2 separate regions of the Homo sapiens genome follow, and region 2 is linked to region 1. Evidence: chromatin loops called from intact Hi-C (ENCODE). Cell type or tissue: PC-9. All regions are shown on one strand. Each heading gives the region's core, and the rest is flanking DNA. Links, peaks and the distances in the headings are about the cores only.

Region 1 (10,073 bases), core at 2,369-7,368:
GGGAACAAAAGATTTATGTCTCCTATCTGATAATCAGAAGCATATCTTCATTAAATAGAGTGGTTAGAAGATTTTCCCATAATATTTAAATGGTTGTTCTCCCTCTCTAACCCTAAGTGTATATGACTGAATTTGCTTCATACTGAACCTTTACTATGTGATTCAGCGGCATTTTTATCATCTTAAGACCTAACTAGAATTTCTCTTTAGGTAAAAACCTTTATGTGGAAATTTTTTTTTTTTTTTTGAGATGGAGTCTTGCTCTGTCACCCAGGCTGGAGTGCAGTGGCGCGATCTTGGCTCACTGCAAGCTCCGCCTCCTGGGTTCACGCCATTCTCCTGCTTCAGCCTCCCGAGTCGCTGGGACTACAGGCACCGGCCACCACGCCCAGCTAATTTTTTGTGTTTTTAGTAGAGACAGGGTTTCACCATGTTAGCCAGGATGGTCTTGATCTCCTGACCTTGTGATCCACCTGCCTCGGCCTCCCAAAGTGCTGGGATTACAGGCGTGAGCCACCGCGCCTGGCCATTATGTGGATTTTTTAAGAGAAACAACTGACTTTACTTTCAGCTGTGTCAGTTGCATCAGACTAATTTACAACAGACCAAACCTCCTACTAACAAACAAACAACAGAAAAGCTTAATTTTAAGAATGGTTGAAAGCATTAGAGTGTTACCAATGGAAGCCAGGACTTGAGGGGCCAAGTAAGGTGTCTGAGAGAAAAGGAAACTCACTGAGGTGAGCCTAGCCTGACATTCTATGCTCCTTTCCTTCTCAAGGAATTTGCTGGCTTATAATCAGTTTAGGATGAGACATTAAAATGCCAAGCAGAAAGTGGTGGCTAAGCAGAGGTTTGGGCATAATTGGAGCTTAGGGTTACCAAAGGAGAGAGGGATTAAGAGAGAAGGCAGCACAAAGAAGTGAGTATAATAATAGGAGATATTTTTCTTCTCAAAACATTTATCTATGCATAAGTAGCACGTAGTCAGGCTGCTAAACCAAGCAGAAAGCATTTGATAAGAAGCTGGCTTAAGCAGAGCTTCCACAATCTCACCATGCTGAGCAGGAGGTAATCTAGAAAACACCTAGGCTTTCACTTGCCAAATCAAGAGCTATTCCCAATCATAGGGACAAATCAGAAATAGACCTAGTTTTACAAATACTGAACTGCAGCCTTGAGTCAGTCCAATCCCTGATTTGGCTGTAAACTGACACTTGGTTGCTGTTGCCCACTGAACCCTGGTTATAAAAATCAGCAAAGGTGGCCAGGCGCAGTGGCTCATGCCTGTAATTGCAGCACTTTGGGAAGCCGAGGTGGGTGGATCATGAGGTCAGGAGTTCAAGACCAGCCTGGCCAACATGGTGAAACCCCGTCTCTATTAAAGATAAAAAAAATTAACCAGGCATGGCAGCGTGCACCTGTAATCCCAGCAACTCCGGAGGCTGAGGCAGGAGAATCGCTTCAACCCGGGAGGCAGAAGTTGCAGTGAGCCAAGATCGCACCACTGCACTCCAGCCTGGGTGACAGGGCGAGACTCTATCTCAAAAAAAAAAAAAAAAAAAAAAAAAAAAAAATCGGCAGAGGCTCTAACACAGTTCACAAAGACAGCCCTTTGCAGGAACTCTAGAAGACCTGATATGCTCCCCACAAAGTTCAGTCATTTAATGAGACATGTTGACATCACTTGTTCATGTGTTTGGCATGGCTCTGAGTGCAGGTACACAAAGGGTTGTTAAGATGTCTTTGTCCTCAAAACACTCATCATCTACAGTGAGAGAGACTGACAAGTAGAGAGCTGATGGCACTGAGTGTGACAAGTGCTATGAAAGAATTAAAAGGATGTCCCAGGAGGTTAGTAGAGGCACACCTAATCTATTCTTGATGTGGGGGTAGGTGAAGCCAAAGTGGGCTTCCCAGAGGAAGGGACACTTCAGCTGAGCCCAAAGGGCTATTAGTGTTTTCCCAGATGAAAAGATGAAAGGTATCAGGCAGAGGAAATAGCATATGCAAAGAGAGAAAGAGAGAGCATGGATTGTCTAAAAAACAGCAAATACTTCTGTTTGATAAATGTGCAAATTACCACAGAGAGTGACAGGGGCCAGATCATGAAGGGTTTCTTGTATCACAAGTTAAGGGGATCTCCAAGCCATGCCCGGTAGCTTTAACCATCTATTTGAAATGATACATTTACCAAGGGCAATGGTGCTCAGAACCTCATTGTTTGGTTCCTTCTGGAAACACTGGTTATCTCACATGATGAACTCTAATTGTCAGGCATGCATGTCTTCGTTGAATAAAGAGGCTAGTATTGCAATATATATTGCATATTATAATGGCTTGATTAGTGAAGAGAACTTGAAAAGGGGACAGATATGAGAGATATTTGGGCGTTAGACCTGTCTTACTGGCCTTGATGAATGTGAGACAGAGAGGAGTTAAGTATGACTCCTGGGCTTCTAGCTTGGGCAATTGAACTAATTTTCTTATGACAAATAATTATAGTCTTTTGCCTTGTCTATCTACCTTCCAAGGTGTAAGCTTCTTAGGTGAAGCAATTCAGAACCGCAAGAATTTACTGAATACTTTCTACATGTCAGGCATTTATTATCTCATTCATTCTTTACAACACGACAAAGACGTGAATACTGTTACTTTTTACCACTTGGCTTCTTATCTAAAACTACACTAAATACCATAACTTGCAAATGGGTGAGTTAGAATTTGAGTTCAGTGTATCTTACCTTAGATCCTGGAATCTTATTATTAGGCTTTTCTAGGAGACAGTGCTTGGATTTGAACTTAAGTCTCCTTTGAATCAGTTCTTAAATCTACCCAATTGGTGTGGCTCATAAAGATGGCCCCATAAGCTGTGGAACTAATGGATATTTCTAGGTCCGTTTACACTGACAGCCCTAGATTCTGTATGGACAGAATCTGTTCTAGCGGTTAAGATCAGCCCAGCTCTGTGAATGAAACTCCAGGGGCATGGCCATTTTCTTAGCCTCCTCTTCCTTACTGGCCCCATTCTGGGAGGCTGAGAAACACGGGCTCTTCCCAGCTGTTTAGTGCTTCTGCTGAGCAGCCAAACTTGCATTGAAGAAACAATTGGTGCCTTCTGGGATTTCAGGTGTTTCTGGAAAAGCAAACTGCACCATCCAGGGTGGGAGAGTTCTGATTTGAATTTTCTGTTTGGCTATTGTCAGAAGTGGTCAGGGAACTAATTACAGTGGAGCTTCCATTACATCTTTCTTCCTCTAAAGAGAAGACATGGAAATGCTACCTTGCATAGCTCTCTGAGAGTAAAGCAGCACCCTTCACTCTCTATCCCTAAAATGTCAGTCAGTGCGTTTTCATCAGCACATCCCCGTGACCCTTGTGGGTTACTTCCTGCAAATGGTCTGCAGACTCCACCTGGATTCATTCCCTGGCTCTCAAGGCCCAAATAAGGCAGTGGACATACTACTATATTAATAATTGTGAGCATAATTATAGTTCAGAATTTGCAAAACACTTTCACCTGAATTATCTCATTTAATCTTCACAACAGGCCCGTGAGAAGAGCAGGGGAGGTATAGTCATTTCCCTTGTTTTACGGCAGAGGAAACTGAAGATAAAGCTATGAAGTGAAGCTGGCTAGTGGCTGCCTCAGGGTTACTACTGATATCACTGGACCCCTTCAGAACCAAGCATGAATGAAGGTAGGACATGCTGACTCAGTCAGGCTATGGGGCTCCAAGCCCAGGGGGCCAGTGGGTGGGGTGATTCTCAGAGAGGAGTGGGGAGCTGAGTGTTTGGGAGGGAGCTGGGCTGAGAGGCCCAGACTATGGGGGATTCATTGGAAAGGGAGAAATTCTGAGCCTTTTCCTTTCTTTTGGTGCCTAGGGCTCATGTTAAGAGCTACCTGGGGGCTGCCTGAATCTGTCTGCACATGCCTACCCCATTCTTTTCTGCATGACAGAGGGCCAAGGATGTTAAATCATAGCTATTGGGACAGGTCTAGATTCCTCCAAGTTAGCCTAAAAGAGGGGTGTTAGTCATCCTTCAGTACCATGCTGAAAGGCCACTCTTCAATACAGCCTCCAAGGAGGGGACTGAAAATGGGTACCTCCCTGTCGCTGTCACCCTTAGGAGCTTTTCACATGGAGTTAGAATAGAGCCTAATGGAAGTGGGCAACTTGAAGCACATTCTTCCCAGGTAATGATTGCTCTCCTCCTTATGCACATTTGTTTGTATAGAGCTTATATGTCCTTTTGAAAGATGCATGTTCCTATCTCCCAGCTCCCTACCCTGGGCCCCAAAGCTCTTTGTGGGATCTGAATCTCTATTAAAGCTAGCTTTCATTACCTTGGATTAAGTCCCATGCCCCTGAGCCTGTCTCTTTTTATTCCCAGTATTCCACTAAATGGAAAGAAGGCAGGAAGGAAAGGAAAAACTGAAGGAGTGAGGCCCCCTCGTCAATTATATTACTTTGGTCTACAAGGAGCAGCAATATAGCTTTAGGTTTAAGAAACCTGGCATTGAATTTAGTTCTGTGATTGTAAACAAGTATTTCCACATTTTTTAGTTTGGTTTCCTTGGCTATAGAATGGAGATATTAATACCTTCCCTGCCTGACTCATAAAAATGTTGCCAAGATCACATAAGATAAAACAACGCTAAGTGCCTTGTTGTAAGCCTAGGACAGCCTTGTGGCTGGGACTTTCTCTATCAGTAGTTCTTAACAGGAGGGCTGCAACACCAGCCCTGGTTTTGGCATAGCCGTTGGAAAGACAGAAATGAAGCAGTGGATTGGTGTTCCTCAATTCAGGAAGACTGGCAGGCCCAGGGCATCACGATAGAGGAAAGCCTTGCTTGCAAATCCATCTCCCACTGTTTCAGCTTTGCTCTCAGCCATGAGCTTTTTATACAAAGAGCTGTCACATTTATGGTCTTGCTGAGCTTCACCTCAGTTCTAGGAGGAGAAACCTTTCACTGACAGGAGCTACACAGGAATACAGGAACTAAGGGACAGGACCTGGGACTACACCCCATGCCTCCTGAGGCCCATGCCTGCCCTCTTTCTCTGTATCAGCCACCCTGTTGGAGAGGGAAGTTTTGGTCTGGGGATAGAGAAAGGAAGGGTGATATTACTTTGGAGAATGGGTCACTTCAGAGAGGATAGGTATAGAGTGAGGGAGCTTCAGGAGGACTGTCTAAGAACCACAGCCTAGGATGAGGATCCTGGGGCCTGAGTAAGAAGTAGGAGAGAAAGTGGAGAGAGCCATTTATTCCTTCATTCTGGGAGCCCTTCCAGACAAGTGAGAGCTAAAATGATCAGACCCAGACTGATAACTCGGGCTAGAGTCGCTCAGAGAGTGAGGTAAGGATAAGGTAGGGATGAGGCTGCTGTTGGACCAACCCACAGAGATTGTCAGAGGCATCAGGGTGAGTCTGAGATAATAATCAAAGCCAGGCAGATGAGCAACCAGTTTATTAACCCAAAGGGACGGGTCAGAGGAAAATGTGGTTTCAAGGCCTTGGGACTGACACTGGGGACTCCAGAGCAGGGTGAGAGGGTTTTAAAGGCTGGAGCTGGCAAGGGGGAGGCAGTCTGGGGAAACCCCCTAAGTTAGGGGTTGAATGCTGAAAAGAAGGCTGGAGAAGTGAGAAGTCAGACAAAAAGAGAAAGGGCATGCCTGGGTTTTCCTTTTAGAAAGGCCACTCTAGCTGCACTATGGAGGATAATGATGGGGTAAAAGGGGCAGGAGAAGGCTGAAGGAGGCTGCTGAAGGCCTCATTCAGTGACAGTGGAGACAGAGAAATGAGAGACATGAAAGAGGCAGAATCCACTGGATTTAGTAATAATTTTGAGACAGAGTAGGGACTCCTCTTAAAGGCCTGCTGTCCCCAGCTCTAAGCATGGAAATAAAGGAAAATCTTGGGTTCATTCAGGGGAAATTCCAGGTACCCAGGTAGTCCTGAGAAGTAAATGAGCAACTTGATAAGCTAGAAGGTAATAATAGCTTAAAACACGAGCCAAGGAAGTTAGAGTCACGAGATGTTCCCTCTACAAACTAAAGATGACTCAACTTATGTCCGTGAGCTGTTTTGCAGAACCCCAGGCCCCCATCAAATAGACCCACTGCCACATAGGCCTCAGATAAGGGAGGGCTGAGAACTGAACTCTGACCTCTGTTCTTTGCTCTAAATTTCTTCCTGAGGGACCTGGAGGTAAGGCTATGCCCCTGAGCAAGAACCAACGTTCTTTTCTGACCTCACATTTTTAGACAAAGCTTTGTCTCCTAAGCCAATTGCAAATTAGAAAATCTTTGAATCTACCTATGACCTATAAGCCCCTGCTTTGAGATGTTCCACCTTTTTAGGTTAAACCAATGGATAGCCTCTGTGTATTGATATATGACTGCCTGTAATCTCTTCCTCCCCACCTTTAAAAGCCCTTACTTGCAAGCCATCAGGGAGGATGAGTCTTAAGCATGAGCTGCCCAGTTCTCCTTGCTTGGTGCCCTGAAAATAAATGCCTTCCTTTCTCCTGCTGCAAACTTCTGTATGGATGTTTAGCCTTACTGCACTGGGCAAGTGGACCCTAGCTGGGTTCTGCAACAATTTGAATGGGAGATGATTTGTGAAGGAGATGTCAAGAATGACTTCCAGATTTGCTGACTTAAGAGACTAGAAAACTTAATTCAGGCCCTCACTTTGCCATTATTTTCAAACTTTTAGACCATAAGCTGCTTTTAGGCCTCAGTTTCTACTTCTCAGGATAGGAAAGATGATGTAGAGTAGTAGTGTTCCAATGATGGTCATGGGGCCATCCTGCAGGTGTGGCTGGGCCTCAGGGAAAGAGCCCCAGAGAGGAGTCAGAAGATCCAGCTCACATCTTGACCCAGCCTGTAATGTCAGGAGGGCACAGTATTTCTGAGCCTAGGTCTTCATTTGTATAAATGGAGATAATTATTCATTTATTCAAGAAATACACATTTGGGGCCAAAGATAAAAGGAAGGAAATATGGTCTGTGCCATCTGGAGTGCACAGCTAAGGAGGAGAAGCAGGCCTACAAACCAATAGTTATAAAGGAGCTGAGTAAGTGCCAGAATGATGTAAACTAAACAAATGGAGGCAGTCCAAAGGAAGGAGGGACCAAATGCAAGAGCTGCATCTAGAGATAGGACAAGGGGTAACCAGGAAGATTGAGGGAAAGGTACTGTGGCCTGAGAACTAGGCTGAGCCCTCCCTTGCTGGACCCCTGTCTTTTGATTGCCCTTCCTTGATCCTAACCTCTCTCTCCTGTCATCTAAATAGCAATCCTTTTTCCCACCTGCAAGTGAGGCTCTGAGGGATTCTTCAGAAATCAAGACTTTGACCCACTCCATATTATGAATGCCTCAGCCTACAAAGAGCTTGCCTAACCCAACATCAAGGGGTGGACACGTGATGCTGGACTTCCAGGTACCAGAAACAGGCCTTACTCCACCTTCTATGAGCATATGCCTACACAGGTAGGCTGGGTATTGCATTTTCTGAAGAGCAGATACTGTATTTAATTCATAGTTGTATCCCCAGTGCCTTATGGCAAGCCTGCCATGTGTTTGTGACTAATAATTGTGTGGTGAATGAATCAAGTTCCATAAAGTCTTTAAATTTCAAAGGGTTATTGGCTCCTTTCTCAGCCTTCAGGCAGGATTGTATCTTAATCACCACACCTGGCAGCTGTTCAGGCTCCCTGAACAGGTGGCACCCACCTGAGAAATAGGCAGAGCGAACACAACACTTTCTATAATTTAACTTTCATTCACTAGACAAGTACGCATTGAGAAGCTCCTCTGTGCCAGTCTCTGAACACATAGATGACATCAAGAACATTACAGCCTAATTGGGGGACAGATATTGCGTTCATAATTGCCACACAGTGGAGGCCCAAGGGGGAGGGAATTGGTTCTGCTACAGGGATCTTGCTTGGGAGATGCTTGAGCTGTATCTTAAAAAATGAGTAAGAGTTCAACAGTTGGATAGGATGACAGGGTTAGGGGAGAGCAGGGGACCTGGGATAAGGGAATTTAAGGCAAGAGATGTCTATGTGTATTGTGTTTACAGCAGTGCTATTCAAAGTCCAGATCCACAATGAGATGAGGAATTTGCCCCAGCATTACATCCTTAAATGAGAAAGTCTTACTATAAAAATACTGTCACCTGAACTAAAGTATGTTTGTGACTATTGATTTGCATTCTGGCCCAGGCCCTTCTGTGAATTGGAAACATTGTTTGTGAACAGGCAGCAGATCTGGAGACTACATCACTGCTTTATAGTTAACCAAGTGCTTTTCACACAAGTTCAAGCTCTTTTGCCCCTCAAAAAAAATCCTCTGAAGTTGTCAGGGCAGGTATCATAATCCTCACTTTACAGGTTGGATATTGAAACTCAGAGAGGTTAAGGTTCACATCACCCCACTGGTGAGCAGGGAGGCTGAGATTTAAAGCCAGGAGTGCTCTCCCAGCCCTTTATTCTTCTCCTTCATCAATGGCTTAGGAAGAAAATGAGACTGACTTGAGTAATGACTTCATGGCCAGCATGGCCCTAGCAACAAATGTCAGAGTGTGGGGCATAAGTGTGTCATGCATGTGACCTCCCATGGTATTTCTCATGTTCCTCCGTCTCATATTGCTGTCATGTCTTAAATAGAGACAGGATGACTTTTCCTTTCTAGCCACCCACTCTGGAGTCGCCTCCACCTGCCCTCCCAGGGGAGCTTCCTCCAGCACAGCCTGTGCTTGATATTTCACTACCTGAAAGGACTTGGCATTGGTCCCATGCAAGGAGACTGTCTCATGCATTCACAGAGACAGCAGGCATCTACTCAAAATAGGCTTACCGTTCCACGAATGCCATTCTGGGGTATGCTGCTCTTATCCTGGTAGGTGGGGCCATGATGCTGTTCTGAGCTGTCCTATCTATTCCCTTGGAGTACAGCTTCCTGAGCACAGCCTTTTTTTTTTCCATGCAAAGAAGCCAAAAGCAAATGGAGACAACTACAGGGAAGGTCACATGGGCCGAGAGAGATGGGAGCCTTCCAACCAAAAGAATCATAAATCTTCAGTTATGATCTGGCCGTTTCTCTAAGCAGCAAGCTAGTGGGGAAAACTCAAGGGGCCTGTGCCTGTGATTCCCATGGCCCTCTGACAGTGGGCACATTCTACAAAACTTGAGTGAGCTGCAGATGGTCAATGGCTCTAACAGCTGGCCTCCTGGAATGAAGCCATGCTGCCCATCAATGTCCTGGAGGGGTTCCTACCTGGACAGGGGCTCAGCCAGGGTTTCTCACACCTGCAGACCCTCAGCTGGAAAGTAATCAGAATCTTCAGCCTTTTAAAAGCTAAGTCTTAGAAAAAGCAATATAGACTCACACTGCCAAGGAGGATTAAAGAAAACTACTGGAGAGATTCTTGCTATATGTGTCTTCCTTCACCTTGGCCTGGAGTCACATATTCTGAAGTAGTGCCATAATGAGGAAAGAGAAAGAGCACTGGCTGGCAGTCAGAAGGCTATCCTGGCCTCAGTGCCAAATCTCCTTTGGCCCAGGGAAAATCCGTTAACCTTTCTGGGCCTCTGTTTTCTGCCATATAAAATGGGGTACTGTCCTAGCTACCCCGGGAATGGGAGATGATCCCAACCAATGCCCAAAGGCTTTGATGAGACATCAGACTTCAGCTGGCCATATCTTTGGCCACAGTATCTGCCATATTATTTACCTGTCTATTCTGTATACCTATATCTATTTTCCCAATATACTTCTCCTCTGATTATTACTCTCTCTCTGTTCTTTAGAAAAACCCTTTAAGATCTTCCCTTGCTATCTTCATTCCACTGTGAGCAGCTTGAAGTCAGGACCCTCCCCTTATTTTTGTTCATAGAACCTAGCATAGTACCTACCTGACCCAATAAGTGTCCATTGAATAAGAGATTGATATTTTCCACAAACAGAACATGACTCCGAAATAATTTTTTATATTTAACAAGCAAGTATATCAATTTACTATGCACCAGGCATTATTCTTAGCATTAAACACATATTA
Region 2 (10,073 bases), core at 3,300-8,299, 69 kb before region 1:
ACCACAGCCAGACAGCGACATAAAACTGCCTGCCACACTCCTTAGTTCACAGCAAATACTCAGTCTGGAGTTGCCGTTTGAATTTGAGGGAAAATGACTTTTAGAGCTAGCAGGTAAATATTTTTATAAAAGGAGCCTAAAGTCTAACTCTCTGGCTGACCAACCACAAGAGCAACAATAATGGACATTTATTCATGGTCAACAGACAGTAAACAGCAAACCCTTGGGAGACAGACAAAGGAGCCCTGGCAGGTTTACAGATCCCAGCAGTAGACTATTGTACCCCACCCCACCGGCCCCAAACCCTGTATTTTCCACAGGATTCATTCCAGACCAGGTTTTGTACCCACATGTCCCTTCTGTGTTTTCTTAAGAACCTAAAGTTTCCAAAAGCTATTGACTGTTAGACAGCAACCTGAAAGCAGTCTCAGTGTCCACTCTTCCCAGTAATCTTTTAAAAAATCCCTGAGAAAAGGTTAATAAGTCTTACCATCAGGTGATCAGTAATCTTGTCCACTCTAGATTTGGGGGTACAAAGGTCACAGGGGGAAGAGAATTAAGCAGAAATAAATGTTTATACATATTTGACATTAACATAACCACACATATGTGCCATGGGGATAAATGTTCATAAGCAGGGGTCCTGTAAGGAGTGTATTTCCGCAGGCAGCAGGCAGCAAGAGACAGCAAACCATCCCTGAACATGTTTTCCCCATTTTGCCAAGGAACATTCTTTTTTTATCCCCTTTTATAATCTGACCTATTCCATTTTCTGGCAGAGAGCCCTAGGAAGGCAAGCACTGCCTTTTCTGTCCATATTCCAATATAAGATGGAAAAAGGAGGAGGGAGCAAGAGGAGGTGAGTGGGGGCTGAGGAGGGTGCAACTGACTTAGGAAAACAGAGACAGAAATGGAGGAGGGAAAGAAGAGAGTGAGAAAAGGAGAGAAACTGGAAAGGAGAGGGGGTGAGCAGGAGAGAGAGAGCAAACCATGAATATCAAATTAATTTAATGTGTCCACACTGGGCAAAACTGATTTGAGGAGTGTGAGAGTAATAAAAAACAAACAGGATAAATTCCACAATGATCATCCGGCAAGAATGTGCCCCAGAAACCATAATCATAGTATCCTTGAACAAATCACACTAGTAATTTATACACTCTTTAGACTCCCTTAGTGCTTAACAACTGATGAAATATCGTTTCTGGGGAGTCACGCTTGTGTTTAATTTTCAGGAATGAATGGCCACTCTTCCATTTATTTCTAGTAGAAACATCTTTTTGGCAGGGAAAATGCCCTTCCCATTTTCCTATGTGTGTGTGTGCGTGTGTGCACGTGTGTGTGTGTGTGTGTGTGTGCTGTGTGAATGCATGTGAGCATATATATGTTTTATCCCATTACTCCAGATCTCTTTCCTTGATCTTTTTTTTTTTTTTAGCCAAAGCAGATAACCATTTATCTTCAGAATTTATTGTCATTTTCCCCCTTCCTACTCCATTCTCTCTCCCAACTAGAATACCCTGAAATAAAACTCACTTCCTGAGCAATGTGTAATATCACTTTGCAAACCAATATTAGGGGAGTGGTGATCAATTTTACATTCAAGTTTGAGTCCACCTGCCCTGAATCGTCCTTTTGTATTCTCCTTAGGCTTCTACCGCCTCGCCCCAAATTGTGCTGCTGCAAAGGTTTCGTTTCTTTTAGAAATAGTATCAGCACTATTGGGAAACCAGGGGAGATTTCGTGTCCCAGGGACTCTGCTGCAATACATAGGAATGAATGGATGGAAAGGGCAGAAAGGGCAGGAAATAAATGAAGGAAGCAAAGAGGAGTTTTTATGGTTGTTGTTTCAGATCAATATTCAGATAATATTGATCATTATTTGGTGGTCTAAAAAATAAAAAAAATATATATATATAGTTTTGAGTGCCTACCAGTCATCTTTTGTTCAAGAAATACGTACTGAATATCCATGTATTGTACTGCCTGTCCCTGTGCTGGATACTTTAACATATTTATTCAATTCCCAATACAGTCTCCCTAGGAGGAGACCAACTTGTACATTCTCCTTCCTAGAAAACCGAAACTGGCTCTGGAGCCAGAGATTAGATGTTGAATCTAATCTTTGCCTCTAGCCAAACGACTCTGGGCAGATCCTTTAACCTCTCTGAGCCTCTGTTTCCTCCTTTAGAAAATGAAAATAATTTCATCTGCTTCACTAAGTTGTTCTGAGAATGAAATAAACTAATGTGCCCAACAAGATTAATCATGGAAAAGACTGAGTTACTCAGATTTGGGGAAGTGTAACAACGCTGAACTATTTTGTGATTGTTTTGTTGGAATAGGAGGCCAAACCACACCCCCGTGGTAGGGTGAGGTTTCCTGTGAAGGGAATTGAATTTTCCACTGTCAATCATCCTGAGAAAAAGTTAGCTCTCAGAAGCTGTGTTCAGGGCTTGAGGAGGAGGATGGCAGGATACATAGGCTTCTAAAGGGTGGAGAGATCTAGGGTACATCACGGGAGCAAGGCAGGGGATAGGGACGCCCCTGTCAGTTGGAGGCCAGCTCAAGGCTACGCACACGTAGCCCACCCAATCCCAAAACCTAGGACAGGTGTAGGCTTGTGTCGCAATCAGGAGGACCTGGGCCCACTCAGAGAGTGCACAGGAGAGTAGCATTCTCATCCCTGCAGCCAGGAGAGAGTAGGACCCTGGGAAACCAGTCAGGCTCTCAAGTAAGCAAAGGCCAAGCCTCCAAGTTCTGGTGTGAGTAGGGGCAGCAGCAGCAACAGCCAGTGTCAAGTGGAGAAGAGAGGGCATGGAGCAATTATCACGGTGTTCACGGGTCTCAATATGGTGTTTCTGAATCCCAGCTCCCCTGACAAGACACTAGAGCAGCCAGAACTGACTCTGTGCATGCAAATAAGCACCACCTAAGGATTCCTGGACCATAAAACTGCAGGGTGGCCTTTAAAAAGACTCCATTTCTTAGTAAGATGGGCAGGCAAATGCTTGGAAATTGTTATATTTGGGGGTACCACTGTGGGTAACATGACCCAAGCCATAAGCTGAGTACAATGGTTATATGTATAAAGTACAAAGTGCCTGACACAGTAGGTGAATCTAGCCTGGTTCCTGTCTCCTTTTTCATCCCCATAAAAATGAGAGGGAGGAAACTTTACATTTGTCTTAGAACAGATTTGTTCAAAAGTCTTGAATCTCAACCCATCCTTCTGAAACAGGATAGGGAAGAGGAGATAAGTGACAGTATTATTTAACTTATATGCCAAATCTTTCAGAAAGCTTTGACCATACTTGGAGGTATCAGACAGAAAGACATTTAATGGTGGTTACTACAATCAGGCATTTCTCACATAATGCATTTAATCCTCACCACCATGGGCTGCGGTCAGTACTATTATTATCCCCATTGTATCAGTCAGCGTCCTATCAGGAAATAGATGGTATGTGCAAAAGGAGTGACTGAAGACAGTCTAATGAAGCAACTATTTACAAAAGGGTTAAAGGAAAACAGCAAATGATGATGAAGCACCCTGGGGCTAGTCACTATGAGGAGCTGCTACCATCCCTGTGATGGTTAGTTTTAGGTGTCGACATGACTGAATTCAGGGATACCTAGAGAGATGACAATGCATTATTTCTGGGTGTGTCTGTGAGGGTGTTTCCAGAAGAGGCTGGCATTTGAGTAGGTAGACTGAGTGGGGAAGATCTGCCTTCAATGTGGATAGGCACCATCCAATTGGCCGGGGGCCTGGATGGAACCAAAAGGGCTGAGGAAAGGCAAATCCTTGCTGTCTCTTCAAGAGCTGGGACGCTCTTCTTCTGCCCTTGGACATCAGAACTCCAGGTTGTTTGGGTTTTGAACTCCAGTACTCGCACCAGTGGTTACCCAGGTTCTCAGGCCTTTGGCCTTGGGCTGAGAGTTACATCATCATGTTCCATGGTTCTGAGGATTTCAGACTTGGACTGAGGCTCACCATGGCTTCCATGGTTCCCCAGCTTGCAGACAGCCTGTCACGGGACTTCTCACCCTCCATAATCACAAGAGCAGATTCCCCTAATAAATTCCCTCTCATCCAACTATACCTATATATATCCTATTTGTTCTGTCTCTCTGGAGAACCCTAATGCAACCCATAAGCTGGAAGAGGAAGTTATCAGAATCCAGCAAGACAAGATGCTATAAGAGAAGGCCATTCTATAGTTATGTGCAGCAGAATCACACAGCCATATTGTCCCACAGCTTGATGGGAAGGAAGTAGGTACACTGAGTTCTCTTTCTTACCACCCTCCTGTATCCTGCCAGTGCTTCTTATTGGTCAAATACAACAGGAATCCAGGTGATGCATTCCAAAAGGTAAGTGTTTCAGAGCACAGAGAAGAGTGATAAAGGATGGTAAGTGGGTCTGGAAAAGCATCAGAAAATAGTACATGATTTTAAAGTTTAGGAAAAGAAGATACAGATTAAGTAACTTGTCTATGGTCATAAAGCAAGTAAGAGGTGGAGCTAAAATTCATCACTCAGTATGGCTTGATACCCATGCTCTTAACCACTAAGATGTGCTTCCTATAACTTGTTAGGAAGATTGCTAGTCATCCAGCATCTCTTTCTCCCTGTACCCTACCCAGCTATTCTCTGATAATAGACTCCATCCTATCCCCACCCAGTTTTCCCAGTCTTCCTGGAACTGCGGGTAGCCACGTGACTAAAGTTCAGGCCAATGGAATATAAGTGAACACCATTAGATGTGTGCAGCTTTCAGGTTGTGCCCACCACTTTCCTTCTCCCTCGTCTATGGACTAGAATGCGGATGTGATAGTAGAAGCTGAAACAGTCACCTTGAACCACTGCATGGAAATTACTTTTGAGGATATAGTGCACCCTGAAGCCACCAGATCAGCACTGGACTGTTCATGCTCTAAGTTAAAAAGAAATAAACTTACATATTGTTTAAGTAACTGTCATTTTGGCCTTTGTTATAGCAGCCCAACCTATATCCTAAATAATACCAAGACCAAGCACCCACATGGCCCAAATGAGGCTCAGTCATAATGGTTTGAGCAATAAGAGAAATACGACTGGTATAGTCAGCTAGTGATCACCAATGTGTGTCTTCTCCTCTTTTTCCTGGCATATAACTAGACTACATTTTTCCACCCCACCCCATTCCATCTGGGTGAGGCTGTAAGACTAGTTCTTACCCTTGGAAAATGAGGAGAAGTGAGTATTTTGCCTCCAGGCTGAGGCAATCAAGGGTGAACATTCTTGCTCACCTGATTCACTTACCTGACAAATGGATGCAAACATCACTGAAAGAATCTGAGCCCCTAGAAGATGGTAAAGCCAGGAAACGGAAGAAGCCAGGGTCCTTAATGACACATGAAGCACAGCCCTCTGACAACTCTACATTTGACCATTGCACAAGCACGAAACGCAGTCTTCCTTGTGTTAAGCCACTGACACTGGGGTTTAGCCTATCCTGACTAAGGCATAAACACTGTGATCCAGAGCTGCAATCTCATCCCATATTTTTGGAGGACAAGGGGGTAGGAGGAGACTGGGAAATATTTAAGTTATTATTTTAAAGAAGTTATACAAATGTCATAATTTGTCCTAATAAGACCCAGCATACATCCTGCCTGAATGAGGAAGGCCAGAATAGCACAAGAAAACACTTTCTCCTTGCATATTGGCCCTCAGGGGAGTTAGCCCTGGTGGCTCCCAAGAATGCTATTCTCATGACACACTCCTCTCCTGGCACTCATAGGCCAGTTCACCAGGTCTGAGCAGAGACAGCACCAACTGAGCTCCTTGAGGCATGCCAGAGGGTCAAGCAACCCCAAAGGGCAACAAATTATGAAAGGTTAAGAAAACAAGGAACCAGTTTGCTTGTGGGTGGTGAGAGTGAGCTCCCCCACCTATTCTTTCTAAAGTCCAGATTTTCTAAAATAAGCACATACTGCTTTTATACTAAAAAACTAAAGTTTAAAAATTGGACTTTCAAAACTTCAAGTTTTAAGAAAGATAAAAAATAAGCTGGATAAGCCCCAGGAATAAACATAGGAGATAGAGGTCACAGAAGAAAGGATCCAGTCCTCAAGGCACTGTTACAACAAGCAGAAAGGCCAGTCTTAGAGATATACAACTGAAAAGATAAAGTGTCTCACGGGTCACACCCTCACTCCGTCATTCAACAAATATTTACTGAAGATTAACTTGTGCTGGGCACTGTGCTGGCTGCTAGATTTACAAAGAAGAATAAGGTGGCCACAGTGTAGCGCAGTTGTTCACAATCTTAGCTGCACATTGAAATCACTTGAGATGTGATTAAACCCAAGCAAACAAACAAAAAAACACAATAACATTGATGCTTGGGTCCACATGCCAGAGATGTGGATGTAATCATTCAGGATTGGGAACTGGTCTCAGGACTTATAAAAGCTCCTCCTGATTCTAATGTGCAGCCAAAATGGAAAACCACCAGGAGGACATGACACATGGGATTAGGGTTGAAGGCTAGATAGGAGCAAGCCAGGGGAGAAAGGGAGAAGGGGGAAGAGGGGCATCCAGGTGGAGGAAACCAAGCTGAATGTAGAGGATTGCCCCATAGTTCCATACAACTAGAATGTCATAGTGGGTATGAGTGATGCAGGTTATGGCGTTCCTCCTATGTCAAACCAAATATCTATCCTCCAGGTAGAGGAGAGTCAGTCAAGGTTATTCACAGGGCAGACATGGTCACATCTGGGTTCATCCAACTCTCCACACATCCTTTCTAACCCTCTCAGATGACCGTAACTTCTAGCTATGCATGGAACTACCGAAAGGCTATGGAAAGGTGTGGGCTTTGCCTCCTCAGAAAATGGTACCACCATCTCAAGAAAGAAAGCATATTTCTTGACACTCCATCATGACACTTCAATACAGCATTCATCCAGAGACACACCCCTTTCTCTACTGCCTTTTAAAAAATCCCCTTTTTGGTGACTTAATTTTATTATATGATCTTGCTGCAACACTGAGAATCAATCCCCCAAGGAGCCAATAGTTATTCATTTGCAGACTGATATAAAAATTCAAAGGTGGAATGGACTATCAATCATGAGGCAAAAAAGTAGTGGAACTATCACCAAAACCTCAGATGGAAAACCATTCCACATGTGGCTCCAGGGACGAATCACTAAATAATTCCACTGACCTAATCACCATTCCTGACTACCTCCTTTTGGAGACTAGGTAAGTTGTAGAGAAGCTTCCAGAAATAAAAACCGCTTGATTAGTAGGTGGGATAACTGGTAAAAGCTATTTTATCCTTCAATCTTGGGAAATAAGTATGTTTTAAATGAATAATAATAATAAAACAATAAAATAAAAGCACTTCCTGAATTCCAAGCACATTCAATACATGGACTTTACATACACCATTTACCATATCCACGCAAGGTCCCAGTTGAGTTGATTAAATAACTGAGGCTTAAAGCAGCTTAATCACCTGCCCAAGGTCACAAGAAACTGCAAGAGAATTCAAACTAAATTTTTAGGACTTCTGTGATGACACAACATAATAAAAAATATACATATATTTGGTTTTCATCCCTGGTTCTCAGCACAGAGCTCCTAAAACCCTTGAAATTTCCTGAGTGATAGAGGTGATAGGAGCATCTTTTTTTTATTCATAATAAATACCTTTTAACCATACCTGAGTTTATGCTAATGAGATAACTGGTGGCTGAAAGTCCTTAGCTTCAGGTTGGGGGCTGGTTGTGGGAAGAACCAACCATATTATTAAAAGGTTGGAATTCAATTAGAACACTTGGACACAGAGTGGGGAACATCACACACTGGGTCCTGTCGTGGGGTGGGGGGATGGGGGAGGGATAGCATTATGTCATAATGTCATAATGTATGGGGGATGGGGGAGGGATAGCATTGTGTCATAATGTAAATGACGAGTTAATGGGTGCAGCAAACCAACATGGTACATGTATACCTATGTAACAAACCTGCATGTTGTGCACATGTACCCTAGAACTTAAAGTATAAAAAAAAAAGTTTGTTAGCAGGTCAAGGAAAATAAAGATCAAGAGCCAAGGAAGGCATTCCCTGGGATAAAGATAATAAATTTCAACAAATCAACACTAAAAGTAACTTTATAATATTGATTTAAAAATTTAAAAAACCATATTTCTTCAATGCTAAGGTGTCATCTTTTCACATTTTAATATCATAGATATAATAGCTAACATTCATCTTGCACTTACTTTGTACCAGGTTCTGTTATGTGTGCTTTACATGTGCTGACTCATAGAATATGGGATATTTCATGGAGTGAAAAATTTCATCTTTTGCTCTCTGAAAAGTTGTTATTAAACCAATGTTACAAATTTAAACTCCATGACTGTTTAGAATCCAGGAACCATTGTAGGTGCAGAAATAAATAGTGCTTACAGATATACATTAACAAAAATTACATTGAGGAAAAAAAAAGTTGGAATTTCCAGCCCACCGACCTATTCTCCCCACTTCCCCACCTACTACCCCTCCACCCTGCCACACACATACCTGACCTCTGGGGAGGGGAAAGGGACTGGGGATTGAGTTAATCACCCATGGCCAATGATTCAATCAATCATGCCTAATGGAACATCCATAAAAACCCTAAATGAGGAGGTATGGAGAGTTTCTGACTTAGTGAACCTATCCATGTGCCAGGAGGGTGGTGCACCCCAACTCTAAAAGGACAGAAGCTCCTGTGCTTTGGACCCTTCCAGACTTCACCTTTTGCATCTCCTCATCCAGCTGTTCATTTATATCCTTTAAAATAACCTGGTAAACATAAGCATAGTGCTTCCCTGAGTTCTCTAAGCTATTAAAGTAAATTATAGAAACCAAAAGAAGGTTGTAGGAAGCCCTGATTTGTAGCCAAGTTAGACATAAGTGTGGGTAATATGTGGACCCACCACTTGCCGTTGATATCTGAAGTGGTAGATAGTCTTGCAGGACTGAGCTCTTAACCTATAGGGCCTGTGCTAACTCTGGGTAGTGGTAAAATTTAATTAAATTCTAGGACATCTGGTTGGTGGCTGCAAAATATTTAAGAATTACTTGGTGTGGAAAACCCACACATTGGGTGTCAGAAGTATTGTGAGTACAGGCCAGGCACAGTGGCTCACGCCTGTAATCCTAGCACTTTGGGAGGCCGACAGAAGAGGGCAGATCACCAGAGGTCAGGAGTTCGAGACCAGCCTGGCTAACATGGCAAAACCCTGTCTCTACTAAATTTCCAAAAATTAGCTGGGCATGGTGGCGGGCACCTGTAATCCCAGCTAGTTGGGAGGCTGAGGCAGGAGAATAGGTTGAACCCAGGAGACAGAGGTTGCAGTAAGCCGAGATCATGCCATTGCACTCCCATCTGGGCGACAGAGCGAGACACCGTCACAAAAAAAAAAAAAAAAAAAAAAAAAGAAGTATTGTGAGTAGAGAAATAATTTTCTTTTAACTTTGCTCTGCTTCTTCTTATATTCCGGCCAGGAGTGAACCTGTGCTCATCTGTGCTCCCGAAAGAATGGCTGCTTGACAAGCTCATCAACTGCTGTAAAAGGCATTTTTCCTGCTGTGTGTCTAAGAAAAGCACCAAAAAACCACCATGACTCTTTCCAAGGGAGAAATGACAGCTCCGTCTTTGACCTGAATAGCATGAAAACAAGGCAGTCTGATCCAGAGAGCTGCCCTGTCATGGAGAGAATAACCCTTGGGGACACCAAGTACCCAAACAGCACAGCACATGAATATAAACAATGAATACCCAATGGCTATAGGCCTCCTTTGGCTTACAGCCCCTCACAGCACTTTAAGAGGTGAAAATAGAACTGGAAGACGCCTTAGGGATCCCCGGGCACAACCCCCGCTTTTTGCAGATAAGGAAACTGAGGCTAGTTAACATGTCTATTAAAGAAGCTGGAGCAGGGTGAAAGCTAGAACCTTGATCTCAAACTCTCAGGCTTCTGTTTTATTTTCTCTATCACCCTGCAAGCCCAGATCCCAGAAGGGAA

What was found. Hi-C counts contacts between places; a loop is a spot of excess contacts. Peaks named below come from ENCODE experiments on the same cell type or tissue, not always from the same donor. Only the 100,000 strongest peaks of a DNase experiment are listed, where the experiment ranks them.
Region 2: a loop joins it to region 1, with 5 times the contacts of the local background. A loop is called at or near these places in 3 of 110 quality-filtered maps.

What each region holds. Positions count from the first base shown.
Region 1 is chr11:94,673,014-94,683,086 of GRCh38, reverse strand. It overlaps PIWIL4-AS1 (PIWIL4 antisense RNA 1), which reads left to right. Exons shown (of 5, transcript NR_135093.1): 3 at 3,551-3,701; 4 at 7,305-7,451. Among named protein-coding and RNA genes, the nearest start is that of LINC02700, 40 kb to the right of the region's middle. In PC-9, for the core only: no CTCF peak of the experiment used is centred there; a DNase peak (open chromatin) is centred at 4,616; H3K4me3 peaks cover 415 bases; H3K27ac peaks cover 2,629 bases.
Region 2 is chr11:94,743,064-94,753,136 of GRCh38, reverse strand. It overlaps a transcript of AMOTL1 not described here. Among named protein-coding and RNA genes, the nearest start is that of PIWIL4-AS1, 7.7 kb to the right of the region's middle. RefSeq lists a silencer at 2,000-2,294. In PC-9, for the core only: no CTCF peak of the experiment used is centred there; DNase peaks (open chromatin) are centred at 3,556, 5,286, 5,796 and 6,296; H3K4me3 peaks cover 3,004 bases; H3K27ac peaks cover 5,000 bases.